Regions from separate parts of the Mus musculus genome. Here regions 2 and 3 are each linked to region 1. A link is a loop called in an ENCODE intact Hi-C map of the cell type or tissue named here. Cell type or tissue: heart. All regions are shown on one strand.

The links. Hi-C counts contacts between places; a loop is a spot of excess contacts. Peaks named below come from ENCODE experiments on the same cell type or tissue, not always from the same donor. Only the 100,000 strongest peaks of a DNase experiment are listed, where the experiment ranks them.
Region 2: a loop joins it to region 1, with 2.1 times the contacts of the local background. A loop is called at or near these places in 6 of 42 quality-filtered maps.
Region 3: a loop joins it to region 1, with 4 times the contacts of the local background. A loop is called at or near these places in 3 of 42 quality-filtered maps.

Annotation. Positions count from the first base shown.
Region 1 is chr11:83,062,802-83,065,301 of GRCm38, forward strand. Slfn2 (schlafen 2) reads left to right here and starts at 2,311. Exons shown (of 2, transcript NM_011408.1): 1 at 2,311-2,500. The coding sequence starts at 2,493. In heart, no CTCF peak of the experiment used is centred here; DNase peaks (open chromatin) are centred at 1,280 and 2,210.
Region 2 is chr11:83,113,884-83,116,383 of GRCm38, forward strand. Gm51911 (a long non-coding RNA gene) reads right to left here. Exons shown (of 3, transcript XR_003949745.1): 3 at 844-2,500. Among named protein-coding and RNA genes, the nearest start is that of Slfn1, 1.7 kb to the right of the region's middle. In heart, a CTCF peak has its summit at 1,503 (motif pointing left); no DNase peak of the experiment used is centred here.
Region 3 is chr11:83,196,022-83,198,521 of GRCm38, forward strand. The region is part of intron 1 of Slfn3 (schlafen 3); the gene reads left to right. Among named protein-coding and RNA genes, the nearest start is that of Slfn3, 5.9 kb to the left of the region's middle. In heart, no CTCF peak of the experiment used is centred here; no DNase peak of the experiment used is centred here.

The DNA.
Region 1 (2,500 bases):
GAGGAGGAGGAGAGCAAAAATGGGGGCAGGGTATGCCAGGTAGGGACTGAGGGATGCTGGGAGGACATGGGGGCCAGGTCTGCTTTGATATGTAAAAAAATGTACCTCAGTCCCCTGTCCCAGGGTCCAAACCCACTCTCCTCACAAGCTTTTTAGACTTCCTTTGGATTTCTGGGGACTCTAAAGGTGGATCCATGGAGATTCAGATTCGATTCTTCACAGAGAACTTTACTTTTGAAGCAGTGTAACCTGACAGTTGTATTTCTGTCACTTCATCTCTGGTTAAATAATATGTCCTTTCTTCTCCCCGTCTCCATCTGCCTCTTCATCCAGTGCAGACATTCCTGGATGGCTTATAAATGTGGTTACCTCATAACTCTGAGCTTGGAGATGACCTCTGATCACCAATTAGGCAGCAAAAACTGACCAGTCAGGAACAACGGGATGGTCACTGAGGTCGGGAGCTGACTGTTCCTGAAGGGAAATTGCATCACATATTTATAAAGTATGAGACCACAGAGAGAGGTGGAGGTTGGTGGCTCCTAGCGTTGTACAATCACATTTTGACACAAGGGGTTGGGCAATGGTGTCTCCATTGCTCTTTTGCTCTGACTTAGGCAGGGCGGGGTGGGGGTGGGGGTTGGTAGGTGGGGCAGTTGTCAGTCATAGGACAGGAGAAAGTATTGGTGATAAATTGGTGATTAGGCCTTATCTGGGCCACCTGGCTTGAAGGTCTTTGACTCCAAGCCCTGGTGGTCAGGCCTTACCCTGGATATTTGACCTGTAACTCAAGATGAGAAGGCAACAAAGGAGCTAGTTCCTGGGAACATAGACTCAGCTGGACCCTGCCAGCCGATGGAGAACTTGTCCCCGAGGTGGCTGGACTCGGAGAGCTGTCTCCTTATAAATGCTCTCCTGGCTGCCTCCTTCCTTAAGCCTGGGCACTGCACTTTGTCCTTGATGGAGAAGTCCCCAGAGTTTGCTGCAGTTCTAATCCCAGACCTTTGGAGTTGAATTCCTTCTCACTGACTTTGGAACTGAACTGGAGCTCGGAGGAGGAGCTCGGAGGAGGAGCTCGGAGGAGGAGGAGGAGGAGGAGGAGGAGGGAGGAGGGAGGAGAGTGAAGAGGGGAGAGAAAGAAGAGAAGACTTCAGGCACACAGAGCATGGGCACTGGACTTTCTCCACCCAGCAGCTGCCTCTGTCCAGATGCTGCTCCTCCCTGGCTCCCCCACTTTCCCTACCCCTGTTCTTTTCTTCCTCATGTCCCTCAAAGCCCTGGTTGTTGGCTTGCCCTGGTCTCTGGCTAGTCTTGTGACATTCCTTAGGAACGGGAGGGTACAGTTCTGAGCAAGAGGTTGTGCTTGGGATACTGGAGGAGGGTGACTCATTGGACTCCCCCTAGCAACTTCTTCTTTCACCTCCTGACAAGTACAGAAGGAAAATTTTGTCTTTCTTCATTTTTGGTCTTCTTCATTACTGATGCAAATATTCTCCTTTACGTTTTTGCATGTTTCCATCAACCCACGAGAACTCCAGAAACCTCCTGTACTTTATTTCTTAAATTAGAGATTAAGAAAGAGATTCTAAAGGTCTCTGAGTCAGTTTCCTCAGAGCTGGTCTGGTGGTGACAGGCAATGAAACAGCCCACAGGGAAGAAAGAGCCCTGTTCTGGACCCTTAGGCTGGAGGGACAGTGGAGTTCTGGACCTCTGGAAGGGCAGTCAGTGCTCTTATCCACTGAACCATCTCTCCAGCCCTATTTCTTTTCTTTTCTTATCTTTTCTTTTTTAATATTTATTTTATTGGATATTTTCTTTATTTACATTTCAAATGTTATCCCCTTTCCTGGTCCTGGCCCCGGTCCTTCCTTCCTCCCCCAACTCCCTCTCCCATCCACCCCCAACTCCCTTTCCCTTCCCTCAAGCCCCCTCTCCCACCCCACCCCCCCTCCCCAATCAGTTTCTTAAGGCTGGTTAGGGAGGTGTTACTGTAACAAAGTAGCAAAAGAGGTGTACTGCTTTAGGGTAGCCCTGGGAATCCCATAGAGAGAAGGAATCTGCTGGCAGAGAGGATCCTGCTGTGCCCATCTTAAACCCGGGACTGGAGGGACTCTAAAGGCGTTAACAAGGGCACCTGCTCTTTTGAGCAAATGGACTTTGCTGCTTGGGAATGCCTGAGGCAGATAGAAATCTGACTAGTCAACTGTGAGCTTGTGTTACAGTCTGCCCAATAGAAAAGTGGAGGCAGGGCTTTCACTTCCTGGAGGGTGACAGTTCTGGGATTTCCAGTCTTCCACCAGTCTGTGCAATGCTTTAATGCAGCAAGGAACAAAGAACTCACATGGGCTTAGAGGTGAACACACAACCAGGGCTGCAGTTAGAACTCTTCCAAGTGCCAAAGCCCACCGGCGAAGACATCTGCTGGCCAGGACTTGTTGCAGACAGAGGGTCTTTCTCAGGTGACACTAGCCTGCTTTACCAAGACTGCTGACATGGGTAC
Region 2 (2,500 bases), 51 kb after region 1:
AGCCTCTAGAACTAATAAATAAATAAAATCTCTGAAGGTTTTCATTTATTAAATGCATTTATTTATGTGTGTTTGTTTGTTTGTGTGTGATTTGTGTATATGTGTGTGACTTTCTTCAAGACATGGTCTAGAATTTCCTTCAGTGTGTTCCAGATTGTTGGTTTGTATTGAGGGACTGTTTAAGATTTGCCTGTTAAGAAAAATCAGGCTTCATAAAAATGCTCTGCAATAGTGTTGAAAACTTCTTGTAGGTAAAAACAAACAAGCAAACAAGCAAACAAAAAACCAAAACACTACCTTCGTTGCATCTGGGAAAAGATGATTATTCTACATGTAAGCCTCACTTGGCTACTTGTAGTACAAAGCCTTAGAGTAGATATGTTGCTAACTCTCAGTAAAATCACACTGTGATGTTTGGACGGTGGCCTGCTGCCTCAGTATCATCCTGACAATGAGAAGAACCAGATCACTTAGCTAAAATGAGCCTCCTAGGGCTTATGGAAGATGCCAATGATAGCCACAAGGAACAGAGTTCTGAGTATCCTGTCATGAGTCTTCATGAGCGGTACCATTCAGGTGGCTACTCAGGGCACCCATACAAGATGCAAGATGGGAATGGAATGCTGATGACTTAGCCTGGAACATTCTGGTCAGTGCCCTTCCTCAGGATTTCCAGAGCCAAAGTATGCTGCTCTACCTGGCGGTGCAGGGCTGGCTTCCCTCCATGGTCTCCTAGATGTTTCAACCCAAGTTTAAGGTTTATATATGAATACTCCTCTATGCTGGCCCATTTGTGCAATAATGTTCACGATTTCACTCTGGTGACTTCTAGGAGGTCACTTGGTTTTCCTTCTAACCTTCAGACCTGTATCACTCTCCAGTAAGGAATACTCCCTGTGGTGATGTTATTCAAGGGCCTCACAGGATTCTCCAGTCTGGCCCTGGATACTCAGATCTTGAACTTATAAGATCAAGCACCACACCTTAATCTGCATAACTGGAATGCTGCCTATGGAGCTAGATGCTGCTGCTGCTACTGTCAAGATGCCCGATGTCCACAGAGATGTCTGATGACCTCAGTGGCTCAGCAGGTTCCCAACAAGCCTTTAGTGGCATGAAAGAGCATAATCATCATAACCAACTCATTTTGGGTGTACAATCACCCCCAAAGTTTGCCAGTCAATCACCCACTCCCCCTCCTCTCAAGGATCTCCGGGATAGCGCTGTTGTCTTCTCTGACCAATGCTTTCTAAGATGAAGAGGTGATCCTTCTGGCATCTGATACACAGCTCCTGCTGTTGAGTAGACAGAACTGGAGGATCTGGAATATTCATGTTTGCTTGTGTTTAAATTGTTTTTAGCCAACACATAAAATAGTGTACTGGTTACAGCTTCCCACACAATGCCATTGTACTGACAGTCACCTCCCCTTTTTCCTCCCCTCTTCTTCCTCTTCTCTTCTGATGGTTACCTTACTCATCCCACAGTCGCCCTCTGGTGTCCATGAATATACGTGTATATACAGATCTGGATTTTGCAAATTAGAGAAACATGCAATATTTGTCATTTGTGGCTACTCCAGCTTCTCTCATTTCTTTTTCCTCCTCCCTTTAGATACCTTCTTCAAGCAACAGTGTGAAATTCCATAGAGGTGAGATGCTAGGCATATTTGCATTTCCAGGTCATTTTCTTCAGCACAGTGAGTGTTTCCTCTTCACTTCTGTTTTCATTCCTGGAAAGGACATGATTTCACTTTTCTTTACATCTGAATGGCATTTCACTATGCATGTATGAGTATGCATATACCACATAAGTAAAGCATTCATACCAGTATATATTTTGCAACATCTGAGATTCTACTGAAACTTCAAGGATTCTAGAAAATGAGAAATTCTGATGAGTCAAGTGTTGTAAGGTCCAAAACTTGCAATGATGTCCAATAGGTGTGCAAGGGCACTGGATACAAGTTTGTGTTGGCAGATCAAGTTTAGGTTCGAGGTCTTAGGCACCATTTCCTTCTGAGGTCCCAGAAGCTCAGGAACATAAGAGTGGCGGGAAAGTCCAGAAGATAACAGAATGAATGTGGCATTGTCCTAACAACAGTATGTCACAAAAGATCCAAACCCAACTGCAACAAATTAACATTCATACTTATAGGTGTTAAGGTGGGGTAGGAAGTAGGGCATCTTGTTACTGATCCATTTCCCTTGAACTGGGGTGTCTTGAGTAAGGGTGCTGGAGTCACCCCCAGTCTCCACACCTGCCTGAGGCTGATGGTGGAGAGGCACCCACAGCTGGGTTTCTGAGGGACCTCTGCTGCTCCCTTGCCTCCTCGCTCCTATCACTTTTCCCAGGCTTGTCCTTTCTGCTCACTCCCTTCATTTTCTCTCCTCTCAACTCTACAGCCTTGTCTTTCTTCTCATAGCTGGCTTTTTGGATCTAAAATGCACTGAGCCAGGGAAACTTATATTACCAAAATTATCAAAAGAGAGGGCACAAA
Region 3 (2,500 bases), 130 kb after region 1:
TCCATGAGAGGAAGATCTGAGTGGATTTCCTGTAGCTTATAAGTTTACAAAAGAGACAGATTTGTTACCAACAGGAAGAGCCTTTAAGAAGAGCTTAGGGAAGACAAAACATTTAGAGAGCAGAAGGAGGAAGAAGGGGTTTTTCCTTCTGTCTAGGAAACTTAATATATATAAATTTAGCAAAATGAGAACCAATGTTCAGTTTACATCTGAGAGACAAAGGAAATTTAAACCATGACCTTGTAAACATAGTTGATTATATAGTTGAGCTGGAGAAATACCCTAAGTCTAAAGTTAAAAAGAAATCAAAGGAAACTTACATTTGAGCTTGTGTTTATACAGGTGGATCATATAGTTTAGCAAGAGAAACACCTTAAGTCTATAGTTAAAAGGCAACCAAGGGAAACTTATATTTGAGCATGATAATGTAGATTCATCACCGAGAAATCCTTTAAATTTAGTAAAAAGACAATTAAAGAGAACATAATATTTCATATTGTGGGATGTTTGATTAGGGTTAAGCAAATGTATAAGAACTCTACCGAACAGTGTTAGAACGGTGGCATAGCAAAAAGAGGAAACATGAAGCGTTTACTCACTGGAAACTGAGCTTAGGTAAGAAAGGAACAGGTTATATGTGTGAAAGCTTACATCTGAACTTGTGATCGTTTATCGTAAAGTCTGTAAGAATCTGGCAGTCTTACCTAGTTAAATAATGTACTAATGAGCTAATACAGTGGTAGATTACCTTAGGGTAAGGAGCTAGGTCTGTTTTCTAGCTGTCAAGCTACAGTTACCTTAGCTGTCAATAGAGTCAGAAATCTGAAAATAAAGTATAATCTAGGAGTCATGTATTAATTAAAATGACAGATTTTCATATATGGTCCACTACATAAACAGCTTCCAGGTCCTTGAGGTCTCCATGGCAACTTGGGCAGAGTCAGTTTGGCTTTCAAGCCCAGAACACAAAAACCTTTTTTTCTGTGTAGTTAGATATGTGTGAAATGAGAAATGACCCACCTTGGCTTAGGCAATATGAGGTATTTAATTCTCAGGGTATCCTGTTTGTCCACAGTGTAGACCATGCCCTGGCATCAGGCAAAACAATGGTTATGTTTCTCAGGGGTTATCATACCACAATCCAGGAAGGACTCTTCTTGTTGTGTCCTTTTTTTTTTTTCTTGGAGAACTTAGGGGATAACTATCAGGTTTTGGGAGTCTCTGTCTGTCATAAGTTTAAATATTAATACATTTAGCAGACTTCTGACAAGACTGACAGCAGTATCTATTGAACATATCTCAGTTAGACAACCTGTGCTTGCTTAATTACTTGTTTGACAATGTACTAGCAAATAGAGTATGCTATAACTAAACAGCAGTTAAAAATAATGGTAAACATATATTTATAAAAGGCAGTGATCTTTAACCTCATATTGTTTAAAAATCATTATTTACCAAGGCAGGATAGAACAAAAACCTTATCTTAAGTGACTTTGGCAGGTTGTATCAGTAGATAAAAACACATGAAGAGATGCACAAACAAAGAGACAAATGGCAGTTGTATCTAGTGTGCACTTGGCTTAGTGTCGATGTGGACCAGAACAGAAAGAAATCAGAGAGCTGCCAGCAATGGCTTGAGGTCGTGGCATGGGGACAGAAAGCAAGTGTGTTTGGGCAACTTCAGGCCAGCACCACGAAATGATCTGGTGGGCGCTAAGTCCATGGAAACAGACAAGACACATAGGAGAACCGAGTAGCCCCAGCTCTAGGCTGCAAAGTCTGGGCAACAGGTGCTGATTCCCCGGGGAAAAAACTGAGAATGAAATGGAGAGCATCAGACATAGGAGCTCGGGAGAGGCTGTAGGGATTGGCTCTAGGGATTGGCATTGTAGGAAATAATGTAATGAGAGTAGAAGGCTGTTCACAGGCTCAATCCCACTCCTGATCACCACGGGAGATTTGACTTGTTCCATTTCCAACCAGGGCCAGCTCAGAGAGGGAGATAGGTGCACACTTGTGTGCACCAGGCGGGCCCATGCTGTGGCCAGGGCAGAAGATGCTCATCCTGAAGCCCAAAGACCAGGAGGAGCCACAATAGGCCAGATGGCAAGCACTCCTGAGGGAGACGTCGTCCCCCCCCCCCCCCCCACCTTCCTGCTGCCATTGCCTTCCCATGAGATGGCAGCAGCAACAGCTGCAGTTGAGGCACAGGGCTGTGTATGCAGCACCAATATAATCTACCTGGGCAGGGCTAAAAATGCTTTTCCCCACAGTGGCAGTAGAGCTTGTGCCCCTGTCATGAAAGCTGGACAGCTGGGCAGGGACAGAAGCACCAGGGGGAGGGAGGATTTAGACTTGCTTTTCCCACAGCGAGCCTGGAGCAGAGCAAGTGGCTACTAGTGGCAGGACAAGAGAATGAAGAAGGGAAGGGAAAGGAAAGCCTATGGATCACGAGGTAGAGAGTTGTTTTAAAACTACCAGTTAAGTAGCCATGTAGAGA